Linked DNA regions of Mus musculus: region 1 is linked to region 2. Evidence: chromatin loops called from intact Hi-C (ENCODE). Cell type or tissue: left cerebral cortex. All regions are shown on one strand. Each heading gives the region's core, and the rest is flanking DNA. Links, peaks and the distances in the headings are about the cores only.

Evidence for each region. Hi-C counts contacts between places; a loop is a spot of excess contacts. Peaks named below come from ENCODE experiments on the same cell type or tissue, not always from the same donor. Only the 100,000 strongest peaks of a DNase experiment are listed, where the experiment ranks them.
Region 1: it touches region 2 in a loop (2.1-fold over the local background); 2 of 42 quality-filtered maps call a loop at or near these places.

Annotation. Positions count from the first base shown.
Region 1 is chr7:92,207,287-92,216,497 of GRCm38, forward strand. The region is part of intron 13 of Dlg2 (discs large MAGUK scaffold protein 2); the gene reads left to right. Among named protein-coding and RNA genes, the nearest start is that of 4930567K12Rik, 92 kb to the left of the region's middle. In left cerebral cortex, for the core only: no CTCF peak of the experiment used is centred there; DNase peaks (open chromatin) are centred at 1,456, 3,602, 7,762 and 8,001; H3K27ac peaks cover 971 bases.
Region 2 is chr7:92,116,008-92,125,218 of GRCm38, forward strand. The region is part of intron 12 of Dlg2 (discs large MAGUK scaffold protein 2); the gene reads left to right. 4930567K12Rik (RIKEN cDNA 4930567K12 gene) reads right to left here and starts at 3,504. Exons shown (of 7, transcript NR_131016.1): 1 at 2,978-3,504; 2 at 138-237. In left cerebral cortex, for the core only: no CTCF peak of the experiment used is centred there; DNase peaks (open chromatin) are centred at 5,141 and 7,426.

The sequences.
Region 1 (9,211 bases), core at 328-8,327, 91 kb after region 2:
ATTGAAGTCCCTGTAAATGCACAGTAGACAAAAAGAGCACGCCACCGGTGTCTGTTATCATTGTTACATTTTGCTCACTCTTTCAGTCAATTCTCACTCTTGGAATCATGGTCTGACCAGTTCTATGTTGAAGTTACATTTCTTTCCTCTGTTCTTGGTTCTTTGAGCAAAAGACTTCACCTTAATTTCGGCTCCAACTTCTGCCAGAGCCCCTGGTAAAGTGGCCTAGGTGAAAATGAGAAAATCTCATGGTGCCTCTCCTCATTAAGCTACTACCTGGCTTAATTAACTTCTTTTTATATGTAAGAGAATATAAATTATTTATTTCCTTTAGTTCTAACACACACACACACACACACACACACAGGGGTGGGGGTGTCTGCATACACTCTGGAGTCCTCCACTGCTCCCTTTTACACCGCTCTTTGAGTGCCTGCTCTGGATCTTGCAAGGCCTGCTTGGATTATAACTGAGCTATGTGCCTTGGTTTCTCATTTGCATATTGTTCTGTTTCTGTGACCTATTTGGACCTCTGTCTCTGTCTGCTTTACTGAAATCCTTTAGGTGTTTGCTCTAGATAGACACTCAGAAGCAGTGATTGGTGAGGAGTTTTGGAAAGTTGCAGCATGGCCACAGTCCCCAGAGTTTCTGATATTTAGTGTATTCAGATGTATGCATCCTGCTCCTAGTGTAGCTACACTTGACACCCACTGTAGCCCTGGTTAAAGACCTATCTGAAACACAGGAAGAACAACAGATGTTTGGGGGGATCATTTATTCACTCTCTGTTTCTCTCAGACCAGTTGATTCCACCTGGCTGACTCTGAACTGCAGACCCTGAACATACAGTCCACATATCTGGGAGGTCACATGCTAAGAGGATTTTAGTTTCTTTATGAGAAAAGACTCATAAAGGTTTAGAAAGAACTCAGTAAATACATTTTAATCTCACAAAACTCTTTCAAAACCATGCGAATGATTTGATTGTGATGATTATTTGTAGTATACCGTCATGGAGACTGAGGCTAGTATTTTGTTTCATTGATGGCCAGGGTTTATAGCCATGAAGTGATGGCTGAGATTCAAATGGTCCCTCCATGCTGGTGTTCTTTGTATTATCAAAGCATGCAGAAGTGCCCCATGCACCTCAGTGGCATATGAAAGCAGAACATATTTAGTAAAGCCTTGTATATAAGGTCCAAGTTCACTCACAGAATAATTTTACTATAAGGAATGCTTATGATTGACAGAAGATTCTGCGAAGTTCAGCACATCACAATTATATTAAAATGAAACACCCACTCTCTTTTCTGCAAATTCATCGTCCATACATTTTATTTCAGTCTCATACATGTCTGAAATGAATTCTAGCCATTTTTGGAAAGAACATTTCTTTTTCAGCAAAACTAATTATACTTGTAATAGTTGCCATGCCCGTTGTGTGCCTGGCACTGTATTAAGGCATTTACATCAATTATCCCACTGCCTTTCCATTTACCAATCCCGATTGTCGGCATTCTTTACCGTCAGGACCCATGCTTACATGCGGTAGAGTGATTGTCCAGTTCAATGATAAGTAATGAATTACAGAGCCTGAGTGATAACCAAGTTAGCCTGCAGCCAAAAGCCTCTAGGAGAAATGTCTGTCTCTCCATGAACTCCTTCTTCCAATGGTGGTCAGTGAGGTGGCCATCTTAGCTGGCCTCTAATAAGGCTTACAATCCCAAGGCTATGTCTTATTCCACACCTTGTATGACTGGTCCTTACTAGCCAAAGACCTTTCAAGTATATATTATCATACTTTCCAGCTGAGACATCAATACCCAAGGCTCCTTTGTTCACAAAATGCATCACAATTCAGCACATGTTTTTACTTCTACTTGCATTGTTAACCTAGAACGCTTAATCCATTTCAAAGCTTTTTCCATGCAGTATCTCACCTCCCAAACCAGCAACTTCGTTCAGCTGGTTCCTAGTAGAACTCTCTTTGTCCTATTCACATCAAATTCTACGCAGTGCCTTTGCCAAGTACGGCCTTCTCATGTTGAAAATCTAATCAGCTGGCTGTATTTTAAGGAATGAAAATTATTTTTTCTTAAGGAAAGCATCAGACGCTGTGCTCCCCTTGGCTTAAAGACCCGAATTGGCCAACCAAATGCATCATGAAGCAAACTGGATGACATCAACTTTCCAAGACTTTAGGACTGTGGTTATGACCTGTAAAACCTTGCAGAATTTTGTTTTATAAGTCAGTGTTTTGGGAAATTCTTCCTGACTTTTTGTTTTGTTTTGTTTTGCTTTGCTTTTTTTTTTTTTTTTTTTTTTTTTTTGAGACATGGTTTCTCTGTATAGCCCTGGCTGTCCTAGAACTCACTTTGTAGACCAGGCTGGCCTCGAACTCAGAAATCCGCCTGCCTCCGCCTCCCGAGTGCTGGGATCAAAGGTGTGCACCACCATGACTTCGTATATTAAAATAAGTTTTCTGACGTGTATTCTCTAGCTAGTTACATTTGAAGTGTTTTGGTTTTGTTTTGTTTTGACTTAACTTCATTTCCTCTAACATTTTGAGTTTGTTCATGTCAGTTGAACATTTGCTGAGCCCCAAGTTGGATGCTAGGCACTGTTCAGGGTACTTTGGCCTATATAAAATCTAGAATTGCCACTTCTCTACTTTCTGTCACAATCCCTGTGTCATCACCTTTGACTGATTGGTTTGAGTGCAAAGAACGTGTTTAGTTGTTGCAAGGAACGCCTACTCAAAAGCCGAACCCATAGAAGAATCCTTTCTTAAAGTAAATGCCCTCCTGTCTTGAAGGGGATTCTTAGCAGGTGTGAACCGAGGAAAAGGCAGCCATACTTCCGTTTGCTCTGGTAAAAAGCAAAGGTGAATTTACTTTTAAAACTTGGTTAAAGTTCTCTTTTATTTCTGCTCTCCCATGGTGCTTTGCAGCTTTCTAGCAGTAGTAACAATACTTTTATTTCATTTGTGATTAAGGAGCCTTTTATGTCAGGAACCATGTCCTACACCTCTTTTTCTTCTTCCTGACTGACACAACCTCAGTACTGCACAAAAAGCCTCCTTCTCAGTGTTCGTTGACTCAAGTTGATCACTGGCTACAACTTCCCTTTTCTGCGCCCAGAGACAGTCATTATTAGTTCATCATAGGTCTGCAATATCATAAGACATATGATCAGTAAGTGCTAATGTGCTTCAAGCTAATTTGTTGCCTTGGATGGAGCTTTGTAATAATTTTTATGATGTATACAACAATATATCCATCCACTAGTATATGAATCAAGGAATTAGAACATTCACTGATGGACTGCCCTGCCTGGTGAATGAGAAGTAGTCACCGAATACACATATGTAGTTTCTCTTTTACCTGACAAGTTTGGAAGCAAGATCCGGGAAAAGAAGGGCTTCTCTAAGGTCATGCAAGGATATTGTACAAAAGCTGGGAGCAGAACCCAGTCTTCATTACCTCCACCCCAGTTTTTCCCCAAGGGAACATCTGTCCCCTCCTCATTCCATCCATACTGGTGCTGCTTAAGACCAGGCCTCGTCCCTCCCACCTGGCTTGCTGCATCTGCCCCCTCACTGTTCTCTCTAACACCTCCAGTCCATCCTCCACATGGTTACCAAGGTGATCTTTTAAAGTGCTAACCAGACCATGTTCACACTGTTGAGCAGCTTTCAGAAGCTTCCCTGGCTGCTGCTTAGGGTCTCGTGACCTGTGCTGCTGAGACTTGCCTGTCACACCTTTTCCTTGGAGTCAGCCATCCATTGAGCTTCCGAGCATCGAGCATCGTTCACAACCACAGACTTCAGGTTGCTTTATGTACCTGTGGATTGTTTCCATTCACCTTGCTGTCTCCATCCAGACCGTAACTCATACACTTTTCTGGATGGTTAACATCCCTTGGGATTCTAGGGGTAGGTAACAAAATCCCCTTTACTGAAGCATAAACAGCCTTCTTCCCACCCTTCTATTCACTGAACAGCTCATGCACATTCTTCTATGTTCATAGATGTAACTTCTTCCATTTTATTTGTGAATACGTAACTCTCCTTGAAGCTCATGAACTTCTTCAGAGCAGGGGCTAGGCTCTGTGTTTGTATTCCCAGGGCCTGATCTCACACCAGACAGGAGAAACACTTTATTACATTGCGGCTGATTCCTGTATGTTTTCATAACCCTTCACAGAGAATTGACTCAGCTTACAGTTTCTTTTAAATTCAGTCTGGATGGATCGTAGACTCAAAGGAAGGAGAGAATCAGCCCTTGAAAATGTCTGTTTTATAGCCTGTAAACTCATACCTCACATCCATTGACTGCTTAGTACCCTTTGAACACATTGGTGAGGCTCAGCAGAGAGGGCTGCAGCGTATTTCTCTGAACCCTTTGTCCGGGCTTCCTCGCTGGTTCCTCACTAGGCCCTGGTTTACTCTAAGGAGAAGGAAGTGTGGTTATATGAACCCTGGGAACATTCCAACTTTTATCAGAGTAGACTTTCAGCTGTTCTCCCAGCTCACTTGGAAAACTCATTCCCACCTGATTTCCCAGTTGCTGAAGTGTTCGTTATTTATATATTTATGAAGTCTCCTGGGCTACTGAACTCACTTTAAAATGTCCCTGCCCCATCTGGCTTAAACAGAGCAAACTAAGGAGCACTAGAGACACAATGGGGCCATGTTGTGAGAGAGAAACGGGAACTGCCTGGCAAGTAGATAGAGGCAAGAATTTCAGATTCTTTTCTTTTTCTTCTTTTATGCTGATGTGCTAAGGAAGGGGAGATATTTTCAGCAATGTATCTAACGCTTTCTATCTGGAAGTTCATATTTTCTACCTAAAATGTCAGATTTTCAGTCTGTGAGTCTCAGTCAATGAATGGATTATGAATTCTGTCTAGGCAGTCTAGTCTCTAAGCCCAGGACAATGGCCTTTCTTCTTTAAACCTCCTTTTATTAGTAGAAAAAAATTAGTGTGTGTGTGTGTGTGTGTGTGTGTGTGTGTGTGTGTTACTATTTGGGTCTTGGGAATTGAACTCAGGTTGTAAAACTCAATGGTAATCTTCTTTAACCACTAAGCTCCCTCATTGGCCCTTTTGTTGTGGCGGTTGTGGTTGTTGCTGTGTGTGTATGTGTGAGTGTGGGTGTGGGTGTGGGTGTGTGTGTGTGTTTTATTCTTTTGGACACTCAACATGTCTGAGTGCAGACATCCACTTCCTCACAGACAGGCTATTGACGTTGGGCACACTATGAAACTCTGGATTCTCCAGAAACTCTATTGTCTGTGATAATGCATCCATTGGTCTAGAGTCATAAGGGCCTAGAGCAGGAAGTCATTCAGCATTTCTCAGGTTCAGGTCCAGGTCCAGGTCCAGGTCCAGGCCCAACTCTGTTATTTACCACCTATGTGACCATAGGGATGCTGCTTCATTCAGCCTTTCATGCCTCAGTTTCCCTCTCTCTGACATGGAATTCATTGTTATCATACTTAGGTGATAGGCTTGCCAAAAATTACAAAGCTTAATAACAGTTGTTGGCTCAGTTTGGCACACTTAAATATGGGAATGGACTCATAAACCTAAGAAACTCACCCAGACAAGTGACTCCTCTATTCTGTCACCTTTTGGTTTTGTCTGTATGTCCTCTGTTCACCCTGTCTAAAGAATGACTCAGACCTGTTCCTTTTAACAGCAAATCCTCAGAAGGAGAGACAATAGCAAATATTTTGGCATTATTCACTGGAAAAGATAATAGCTCTTTTTTGCCGTCCTTATTTATAGAATGATGGATAATAGTTTAGAAAGCACTTAGCAAGGACTGTACATAACCCAATTGGATAGTCTCTGATTTGTATTGTTTTCCCTCTTAACAAAGGGGAAGAGGTCAGGGTGCAGTGTCCTCTATGAAGGGGAGCAGGAGAGAAGCCTGGAGCAGCAGACTGAGGCTGCCCGTTGCAACCATACCCTGCTGTTGTGGTTGGTGCTGCTGCTGCTGCTGCTGCTGCTGCTGCTGCTGCTGCTGCTGCTGCTGCTGCTGCTGCTGCTGCTGCTCATGGTCTCATAGCATGATACCTGCTGTACATTTAGCCTGTCCTCAAGGGGCTAGAGGGCAAAACAAGGACTCAGTTCCCCAGGTTAACACAGGCAATTTAAAAGTTTCATACTCTCTCAAAAATGTCCAGTGATGGCCCATTACTAGGAAAAATCATAATTAAATTAGCCAGACAACCTTTGTGATATCTACTCAGGACTCCCAACCTAGCAAGATCAGCCTATCCAATTTGTCCTCATATTGGAAGGGTTAAAACTAATCATAACGCACTAAGGGCAGCATTCCTAATAGAATAATGATTTGAACAAGACAGAAACTTCCTTTCTCACAGTCTAAAACCTGAATTTAATCCTTTGGCCCAGTAGATAATTTTTTTGCCTAATAATTTAGGAACTTCCTTTTTTCCCCTGACCCTATGGTTCCTCCATCTCCAGCATTTTTTTTTTAAGACAAAGGATTGATTTGTATGAATCAGATGGGAGAGAAAGAGAACCCGAAGGCTTGGGAAGGGAATGTTTTTGTGGGACAGATCTGTTCTGTTCTATCATGTGGGCCAGAGCTCACATTTCCTTGGCCAGAGCTCAAACACAAGGCCACACCCAACTTCCAGGGTGGGGTCTAGTTTTAACCTCTGTAAGGAAAAGTACATCAGTTTGGCAAAGTAGCTAGTCTCTGGCTCAGGATCACTATGACAGAAAGCGATGCCTACACAGCTCTTGTTCCGTGCAAGTCTTTGTGCTCTGTCTATTTAGGAAAGGTGCTTTATCTACGTTAGTCGTGACTTCATATGACATAAAATTCATTCCTTTAAAGCATGTAATTCGGTGATTTTTAATATATTCAGAGTTATACAACCATTGCCACAATCAATTTTAGAGCATTTTCATCATCCCCTCCCCCTCCCCCCCAGTAAGCTTCATGCCTGTTAGTAATTCCTCACTGGCTCTCAGTGTTCACTCCAAATCCCCCAAAATTATCAATCTAGTTTCTGTTCATCTGGACTTCCTTTGCTAAACATTTTATACAAGTAGAATGTCTGTGTTGTTTTTCCCATTTCACAGATGAGTTTATAGTTTACATTGCTTTAAATATTTTACTAATTTGTTTAAATCTTACCTATTGTTGAAATTGATAATACTGTAGCAAATTAGTACATCCCAACCTATCTATCTTTCTTTCTTTCTCTTTCTTTCTTTCTTTCTTTCTTTCTTTCTTTCTTTCTTTCTTCCTTCCTTCCTTCCTTCCTTCCTTCCTTTTCTTTCTTTCTTTCTTTCTTTCTTTCTTTCTTTCTTTCTTTCTTTCTCCCTTCCTTCCTTCCTTCCTTCCTTCTTTCCTTTCTTTCTTTCTTTCTTTCTTTCTTTCTTTCTTTCTTTCTTTTTCTTCTTTTTCTTCTTCCTTCTCCTCCTCCTCCCCTCCTCCTCCTCCTCTTCTTCCTCTTCCTTTTCCTCTTCCTCTTCTTTATAACTGTCATGCAAGAAACTGACTTCAACAGCAAAGACACTCAGGAGTCAGAGATCTCAAGGTTAAATGCCTGAACCCTTTACTCTCCAGGTGCATACTGCTTAATCCTGCAGTGTCATCTTCTCTAAAATGGAAATAATAAACCCCATTTGCTGGAAGCATTCAGTAAGCTTACCATATGTGAAGCCTGATCTTACATCCTTATGTAATTGATGGCCTGCCAGCGTTAGTTGTGTTTGTGTAGAAGTAAAGCTCTCACCATAACTGGGTTATAAATTATGTTCCATGTACAGACAGGAAAATGCCATTGTACTTTGCAGTCTACAGTAAGCTGATGAAAATCCAGGAGTGGTTGAGAGACCCCAGGAAGCTCTGATACAATGAGAATTAGGAAGAAAGGAAGCCCCGGTATTCTCTGAGACTGACAAGCATATGAAAAGCCTCATATCAGCTTCACATCTCAATTGGGCAGAGCAGCTTGTTAGAGGATCTGGAAGGAACCAGCTGAGCCGGTGTAAGTTTGAAGCTCCTTGGGAAAGAAGATAAGCTGGTTGAGTTTCTGTAGGCAAAGAGCCAATAATGAGACTTCCAGCATAGCATCACATATCTGTCTTCATCACTTTCTACCCAGACAGAGATGTCAGAGCCTTCTACTCGGGAACCAAACGCACACTTGAGAGAGCAGAGGAAGTAGGATGAAAGGATGAGTAGATCCTGCTGCTGTTTTATTGAACTGTTCCCTACCTTACCTTGGCCTGAGCCATGGCTACATTTAAATCAAAGTGTGAGAGCAGAGAAGACAGAAGACACGGTGAGGAAGTTATATTGGGTGTGACCTCCAAAGCTATGTAGACAGAAGTGGCCATCAGAGAAAAGAGCTGGTCACAGGCATAGGTCAGTATTAAAATTGTTTTCTACAAACCAGTGCCTTGGCTATTTTCTAAGTCTATAGACAAGTGACTTAACTCTGTTGAGCCTCCTTTTAAAAAAATGTTGCTGTGAGTATGACTTGTAACAGTGCATGCTATAACCTGCATAATTCCAAGAGACTCCATTCACATAAATGAGCCAACAAACTTTTTTTTTCCTAAGAACCTGAGCTAAGTGTTTTAAGCTGTACATAGAATGTGCTTTTATTGAATTAGTGAACCCTGTCTTTGTACTATACAAGCATCCAAAGATGATACATAAGTAGAAAAGCACATGTGCGTTGCTAGAAAGCTTTATCTATGAGAGCAGACATGTGAATGCCATGTATTTTTCAGGTGCTATAATACATTATTGTAGTTTTAATTTTTCCTCAACCACTTATAAATTATGAAAATTTATGGAGACTTGTAGATGGTATCATGGCAGATAGTACAACAGATTTGGTCCATTGGCCATGGTTTGCAGTACATAAACTAAAATATGTCCAATGTCTTCTACAGACATGTAATGATATCCTGATTATTGTAAAGACAGAGGAGAGTGCATGAAAATGATCAGCATAATACCTTTTCCTTAATAAAGATCAACAATTTGCTATCATAATTATTAGCCCTGTTTAAAAACTAGGAAATTACTTTTCTATTTTCCACTCACTTTTAGAAAGAAAGGAAGTTATAGTTTGGTTGTTTATTCCTCTATTATTACAAATAAAACTTACATTAAAATTTGAAAACTCACTGGGGGCTTAGCCAGAAGACC
Region 2 (9,211 bases), core at 780-8,779:
CACACACACACATATATGTATATATATATACACACATACATACAGATAGGCACAAACTGGGGTCAGGAAAATGTCTTAGCCATTAAAGAGCACTTGTTTCTCTGGCAAGGAGCATGGGTTCAGTTCCCTGTACTCACAAAGTGGCTCACAATGTCTGCAACTCCAGTTCTAGGGAATCTAATTCATTCTTTGGCTTCTGCAGTCATTGAGTATGTGTGACTCATGGATGCAAAATACCTATAAATGAAAAATAAAATAATAAAATAAAATAAAAATAAAGTCTTTAAAATAATAGCTCTTTTTTTGGATTTATTTATTATATGTATTAGTACACTATTGCTGTCTTCAGATACACCAGAAGAGGGCATCAGATCCCATTATAGATTGTTGTGAGCCACCATGAGGTTGCTGGGAATTGAATTCAGGACCTCTGGAAGTCCTCTCAACCATGGAGCCATCTCTCCAACCCCAAACTAATTCTTTATAAAAGAAAATATATCTACATACAATCTACAAATAGAACCATAGAAGAGAACCATCTGCCTCATGTATAATGTGAACACTCACATTTGGAGAAAAAAGTAGACGGGCTAGGATATACCAAGTGTCTAACGAGGGTCTAAGAACTTGAAACTGTGAAAAGAAGAGTATGAGAAAGGAAAGATTGAGATTAGGGAAAAAGTTGGCAGATAATTAGAAACATTAGAAAACAACATGGAGTATCAAGAAATTTGAGTCTGTGATGATACTAAGAAAGAAAGGAAGAAGGTTTTCTGCATGAGAGTATCAGTCAATGGTTTCACAAGAAATAGAAAAATACAAAACTCACCATTTTCAAACCTTGATAAAATGTTTAGACAAGTATAATCAATAGGTGTTTCCAAAAGGAAAAAATAAGAAGGAGAAGAAGAAGAAGAAGAAGAAGAAGAAGAAGAAGAAGAAGAAGAAGAAGAAGAAGAAGAAGAAGAAGAAGAAGAAGAAGAAGAAGGAAAGAAAGAAAGAAAGAAAGAAAGAAAGAAAGAAAGAAAGAAAGAAAGAAAGGAAGGAAGGAAGGAAGGAAGGAAGGAAGGAAGGAAGGAAGGAAGAAAGAAAGAAAGAAAGAAAGAAAGAAAGAAAGAAAGAAAGAAAGAAAGAAAGAAAGAAAAGAGGACGTTGAGAGAAAGGATCCTGTGACTTTAAAAAAATTACTCCAGATTTCCTACCAACAAAGAGAAAGGTTATCTTTGGAATGAAGAGATGTTTTGGTCCTTACACAAGTAACCAACCTGGACATTACAAATGCTAAGGCAGCAACACGTGTGGCTGCTCCACTGCAATGCAGTAAGCCATACACAACATTGCTTAGGCTGTGCTAAAATTTTTGACTTAGTTATGATCAGACAAATAAGTAGACACAAGTTGTGGGAGAGTTCAAAAACATCTGGCCTGATATCATCCTTTAAAACGTCAGTACATTTAAAAGAAAAGTGATGTCATGTTCTAGATTAATAATGACTAACAACTCATAATAAAAACCAGATGCAATTCACACACAGTGATCAATTTCTGGATTTAAGAAAAAAAAACTCCAAGCCTGGAGAGATGGCTGGCTCAGTGTCAAAGAGCACTGGTTGTTCTTCCAGAGTACCCAGGTTTAATTATCAGAACTCGCATGGCAGCTCACTGTATCTCCCAGTTCTAAGAGACCAAATACCCTCACACAGACAGACATGTAACTAAAAATGCCAATGTACCTACAATAGGAATAAATAAATCATTAAATAAAATATCACTGAAAGATTCTTAAGGAAGACACCTAGGAAATCTGAATAAATGCATTATGTTATATAGCATAGAACTATTTTTAGTTTTGTTGGGTTCCTTTGATAGAAAATGGCATGAGGAGTATAGAGAAAGCATCTTTATGCTGAGGAGAGGCGCCTTGCTGACAGATACAAATTATTGAGAAAATGTTATGGTGATGGCTCCAGACCTCTCTTCCTGTTCCAACAGAAAGATGGGTAAGAATTAAGGAAAGAGTGAGAGAGAAAGAACAAATGTCAAACTTTAAGAACTGTTGGGTCTTAATGGAAGTTCTGTGAGATTTCAGAGTTCTCCAAGTTTTCTGCTATTTGAAATTGTACAAAATAAATTGGAAAGGAAATCCACTGTGATGATCTGGATCAATACTTAGGACTTGTGTTGAAAAGTAGATAAGAACAAAATAAAAAGGCAGCTTCAAGGGAAAATAGACTCATAAGTATCATTCCTCAACAGTAGTGGTAAATGTAATCTGATTGTAAGCCTTTGTATCCATTTAGATGAAACAATGAGATTAGAAAAACCTAATTAGTGAATTAATGAGCCTAATAGATGGCACTTAGGGATAAGTAGAAAGAACCTTCTTTGCTGCTTTCAAATCCATGTGTTGTTTTGTGTTTAAGGTAGACAACTTAATTTAACAACATTCATTTGGAAATGGAATATAATATGAAAATTAGACTGGGCAATAAAAGAAACACAAACTTCACATTCAGTCATTAAAACTGCTTCACGCTATAATTTCTAATTTTGTTATGTTTACCTGTAATGACTTAAAAAATCATGCGGACCTTACTGTAGGCTTTAAAAAGAAACATCAACATTTCTACCACACCCAGTCATAGTACTGTAGCCCTTTAAAACATCTTTTAGTATTTGGTTATGTGATTTATCATAACCAATTTTCTATAAGGTTATATATCTTTACTATTGATTTTTTTATGAAGAAATTGGAATATATATAAACAGCCTTCTGAAACTTTCTTCTGACTTAGCAATGTATCATGAACATTTTTCAACTTCAGAATCTTAGAGTATATGTTGTTGCTTTTAATGGATGTATATGCTTTGCTAAATAAATATTTCATAATCTGTTTATTCAATTCAATGTTGATGGCCATTAACAGTAGGTTAATTCAGTAAAAACATGTCAGCAATCTAGAAACCACATACATACCAAAAGAGAATTTTGGAAGATGAATAAAGCACTTCCTGGCAGTCTCCTTATTTTAATATTAAACTGATAGGGCTGGAAGGTGACTCAGAGGACAGAATGTTCATCAACTTCAGAGGTTAAATTATTACCAGAATCCACCAACGATTGCCTTGAATTTTACTCTAATTAAAATCAGTCTCAGAGAACACACCCATTTCAGCCCAGGATGGGGTGTTTGAAGAGAGAGAACAGAAGGTGACAGATACAGTGTATCTTTTAGCAGTACAGTCTCACTCTTTGCCTGGCATTGTGAGGGAAAACAAACATGAGGATTCTTGGCAGTAGTGTTTCCAAGGTTACAAGCCTGTGCAGTTGTACCTTCATGGATACCACCAATACACCTAGAGCCCTACACAGTTTACCCTTGTATTACACAGATGCTTCCATGAAACAAACAAACAAATGATGGACATGACCTTGGAATGACAGTGAAGTTGTGATGCGTTTTTCAGACTACCGTTCTCATGCTTATATACTCTCCCTCAAGTCTATGTGTTAAGGGGAGATAGTCTGGGGCTGTTCTACTGCATCATAACTGGTGAGTGCCCCCCCAAAACCCAGAAAGTTTGTCAAATAACAAAGTTCTGACACAACATAGAGAAAATAAAGAGCTACATCACCAAGGGATAGCCCACATCTGACTAATCATCTATCAGCATAGAGCTTTGCAGAAGTGAAGATTCTTAAGCCCTACCCTCAAAGAGTCTGTTTCCATGACTACAGTACTCCCCCCCTCCCCCCAGGAAGACAAAGTCATGAAAAGGCGTCTTAACCGTACCTGGTTTATTATAAGTAAATTGTAATTAATTGGCAAATAAAATTTGATGATTTTAAATAAAATGATGTGATCTAATGGTTATAAACATTTATTAATTGAAGGACTATTACCTAGCCTCTACATAGTGTTCTAACTATTAAGGGGATGGAGGTAAAGAGATAAAATTTTTATTCAAGGGAAGATTTTTTGATATGTGAGGCAAGTTACCAAATAGGTCTGAATTCTGTAAATTAAAACACAAGTCTTTCCAAGACAGGCAAAGAGGTTAAGTTTGAGGGAGCATAATCAAAATGCTCTAAGAAACTGGCACATAAGCTGAGAATTGGGAAAAGAACTGACCAGATATGAGAATGGCCAAAGAATATGTCAGCTGTCCAGATCTCTGGCATAGATACCCAGAGCCTGAAGGAACTTATACTGAGGCCAAACAGAATGAAGTCCCTTGTGGGAAAACAGCAAAGAGTGATATGAAATGGAATAGAGGGATGGGCAGGGATCAAGGCCAGGACTTTGGATTTATTCAAATCAAATGAACAAGAAGCCAATATGAACTAACCAGTACCCCCAGAACTCCCTGGGACTAAACCACCAAACAAAGAAAACGATGGTGGGACTCATGGCTCTAGCTGCATATGTAGCAGAAGATGGCCTAGTCGGTCATCAATGGGAGGAGAGGCCCTTGGTCCTGTGAAGGTTCTATGCCCCAGTATCGGGGAATGCCAGGGCCAGGAAGAGGGAATGGGTGGGTTGGGGAGCAGGGGAAGGGGGAGGAGGATAGGGGATTTTTCGGAGGGGAAACTAAAGAAGGGGATAACATTTGACCAGTAAATAAAGAAAATATCTAATAAAAAAAAAAGAAGCCAATTAAAAGATGGTAAGGGAAGGAAAGATGTGGACTTTATGTGAACTTTATATCTAACTGGTTAAATAGAAATGATGTGAGCATGAAGCAATCCCAGGCACAGTAGAAATTCATAGGCTCCTGCTACATCCCAAGAACAACTGCTTGGCTGCCAAAGGTGGAGTGTATCAGCAAAAGAGTAACAGGGTCTCTCGCTAGATGAAATAGAGCTGCAGATGGGTTACAGGAGAAGAGGAGAGAGGAGATAGGAATAAGTCTTTGTTGAGGAGCTAAAGTGGTGGATGTGGTATTGTTATCTGTTAAAAGTAAAGGAGAAAGCAGTCAGGTTCAGGAGAAAATTGCTTGACTTTGAGCACAAGTTTGAAATCTTCAGTGTCCAAATGAAAATATATAGTAAATATAGAGATTTATAAGCCTCTAGTTAAACTCATCAGCACTGGAGATGGTGACTAGATCATGGGTTTGTGCAGTAGTTGGCAAGGTCCCAGGCACCCTTCCTTCGCTGTCATTGAGAGACTTATTATTCCAAGTACATGGATCCTGAAAGTTCTTTCCTGTGCTTTATCCCATAGGTTGGGTTTACGTAACTAAACAGATGTTATTATTTTCAGTTACAGGCTGCAAAGTGACCAGCCCTCTACAGATGCCTTTGGCACAGCTCAGACATTTTAAAATATTTTTTAAATATAATTTTGCACTTTTTTTGCATCAGTGAGCCAAATTTAAAGAGAATGTTCATATTTAACTTCTAAGACACGTAAATATCCAATATCAATTTTTCATTTTCCCTGTGTTCCAGAATTCTAGTCCTGAGTTCTCAGGCAGTTACTGTCAGAAGTGTTATCGCTCTCTGCCAAGTGCCACTGCCTCCAGGAGGAACAGGAAACTTAATTAGAAATTTCTACTTCACATGCAATTTATAGTTCATTCACTTTGAAACTTGCTTTGGGGTGCTATAAAACTTTAAAGCTGAGTGAACCATTTTTCTCAAGTTGTCAACAAAAATGTCTACTGAGGATAGAGGATAGAGTATGATTGTTTATTAAACACTGGAAGGGACCTCAGACATTGAGTATGAATCTCTCTTCCTCAGTGAAGAAAGTAAGGCACAGAGAGGGGGGGGATAGTCCCAATGGAATAGGCTTACAGTGAGAAAGTACTTCAGTTTGGGATCCCTAAATTCACGTGGTCCCATGCTTCCTTTTTCAGGACCTCCCACTCTAGCATTTCTTCTAGTCCATTAACTGGCCTTTTATTGGATTAATCTTATACTAGCCCAGGTCACCCTCTTGCCTCATGTGTGACTAGAGAGGAACCAACAGTAGATGATAATTCTATGCCCTAACCATACAAGTTCTAGGAGCTTTCTAACCTTGATTCTGCTCTGTAGCGTGTGATATCTGAGTATTGCTACTTTGTACAGCAAACCTCTTCTGCATGTGGCTCTCCTGTGCTCATGTATGGACCCTGGGGATATAAAAACCAAAATAATTATTAACATTGTCCATTTCTCTAAACTCCTGGTATATCTCTTTCAAGAGCCTGAAAAGCCATACATATCCAATGGAGATAACAAACTTAACATTTCCAAAATGAAATGCAGGATCCTCTCTCATCCAAACTCGCTTTCCATTTAGGTTTCTCTTGAATTATGGCACCCTGGCAGGCCCAGTAAGTAAAAGTTATGACATGTTTTTTACCTTCCATTTCTAACCCAATGAAGAGTACACATATTATTTGAACTCTGGATGGATCTGAGAACACTTGAGGACAGCTGCATAAGCCCCCACCTCCTCTGTTTCTTCTCTCAAGTCTGTCCCCATCTCTTCCTCAGTGCCATCTGGGTTTTCATGATTCAGCCCTCCATCTTACAGCATTTGCTAGCTTACCTTCATCTCCTGTCTGGTTATCTTATTTTTGATCACTTAGGTCTTGAATCCTGACCTGACCATTACCAGGGTCATCCTCCCAAACACGGGGGAAATGTTCCAGGCTTCAGTAGCACTTTGAGCACTTCCTAACAAAACTTATCATAGCAATCAAGATTCCACGCGTTGTTCCCTTACTTCCTCTATGTACCCTATGCTTGACACCCAGGTGGCTCAAACTCTAGATTATGAAATGCCGGTAATTTCTCTGCTTCATTCACTTAGTATATGTGAGTGTTTTTATTATATTTGTTGTTTATGTCTCACCTTCTTTAGTACAAAATGAGAGGTGGAAAAACAGTTTAATAATTCCCAGACACATTTGAGGGTTTTTTTAAATCATGGAAATCACTGCATTTACAACCCAGAGGCCCCAAGGAATGGCAGGCCCCCACACTATTATTTCCCAGTGTCTCCTTGGTGGACGGAGTAAGTCTGTGAGAGTTGTGCGTGTCTGCTCACTCTATTACATCACTTCAGAACACTGAGGTCATTTCTCCACCTCAGAGAAAAGACAAGATCCTTCTACATTTACTTTTTTATTAGATATTTTCTTCATTTACATTTCAAATGCTATCCCAAAAGTCCCTAATACCCTCCCCCCACCCTGCTCCCCAACCCACCCACTCCCGCTTCCTGGCCCTGCCATTCCCCTGTACTAGGGCATATAATCTTCGAAAGACCAAGGGCCTCTCCTCCCATTGATGGCCGGCTAGGCCATCCTCTGCTGCATATGCAATTAGAGACAAAAGCTCTGGGGCTACATTTTCTTAAAATGCTGGGACTGCATCTGTGTACCTTCCTATCCATAGTCTTTCTGAAAAACAAGAAAAGAGAGCTACTTTGGATTCTGCCCCAGTTTCTTCTTGGCTGCCTCACTGCCATGTTCTCCCCAGCCCCCCTAACTGTGAAATAATTTGCTGTAGATTCCTTTGTGCTTTTATCTGACGATTTTAATTGAAACCTGGCACTGGTTCTGTAAATTTTTCCCACTGGGCCACCCCTTTGTATTTTTTCACAACTAATAATTCTGTTAAATCTGTGGGTTGAAGCTACTCTCATTTCAAGATAGTAGTATTCTCCAAAAGTCATTCCTTGATTTTATTATTGCTGATAAAAGTTTGATTTTGCATCCTTCTGGAGAAACTATGGTCCATCCATCCTCATCTGGATAAATCAATCCAGTATTTTCTCAGTGCTATTTCCTGCAGAAAACGACCATATGCCCCTGGTACCTTCTCTGTGTCCCAGAATACTATGACCTGGTCTTCCTCTCACATTTAAAAACTATTCTCCATGAATTGTAAAATTGTTTAGCAAGAACTGTCACTCTATTAAAGTCCAGGGACATGAGTTCTTATGATTTTGAATAGCCAAATCAAAGCTATAATCACACTACAGGACAATACGGGAAATTTATTAGATCAGTTGGAATAAGAAATATAAAATGATAAGTGTGACTATACAAAACATTTTACAATTCTCTATAACAAGAGATAACATAATAATATGATGTTTCATAATGTAAAATGTGTTTTCAAAGAGGAATACTAATTTAAAAAAAATACAGATAAAACTTTAAAAAGAACAAACTAAACAAAAATTCAGCAAATATAGTGGGTCATACATTTTATGTAAAATAAATTAAAATAGCCAATTAGTATAAAAAAGTATCTTCATAAATGAAGAAATATAATTAAATATATAATTATTTACTTATCAAAATAGAAAACGTCAAATGTTTTGGTATATGTAAATAATTAGTATAAAAATATGATTATGTTATTAGTAGAAATATAAATGAATGCCCCATTTTTAGAAGTAACTTGACAATGTCTATCAAAATTACCTTTATTCAACTTACCACTAGTTGGTACATATTACTGAATTGTTTATAATAGCAAAGTGTTAAAGAAGCAGTGTGTTCATTAACTGAACTAGTGACATAAAATGTTATGTGCGAAACCCTAGGATCCTATACAGCATTAAGATCTATGAGGTCGATGTGTATGTGTAGTATTTAACTAAGAACATTCCATGAGATTGGCTGTAGCAGCATACTCCTTTAGTCTGAGCACTTGGGAAATGAATCAGGATGATTTCTGAGTTTGAGGCCAACCTGGACTATATAGTGAGTTCCAGGAACTGCATGGAGAAAACCTGTCTCAAAATAATAATAACAATTCAGAAATCTTTCTGAGTAAAATGAAGATATGAAACTATGTACATAATATACCCTCATTTATACATTACTAAATATTATTTATTATACTGGTATATTAAATAATAAATATTTAATATTTAATCATGTATCTATTTATTTATTATTTATTTAATGTAATATTAGTACACTGTTGCTGTCTTCAGAAACTTCAGAAGAGGGACCAAGAATACAAGCATGTAGCTGGGCAGTGGTGGTGTACACCTTTAATCTCAGCACTTGGGATGCAGAGGCAGGCAGATCTCTGAGTTCGAGGCCAGCCTAGTCTACAAAGTGAGTTCCAGGACAGCCAGGACTACACAGAGAAACTCTGTCTCGAATAAAAATAAATTAAAAAAAAAATACAAGTATGTGTGCCTACCACCACAGGCACTTTAGACCATAATGGTCTAACTGTTCCTTCCTT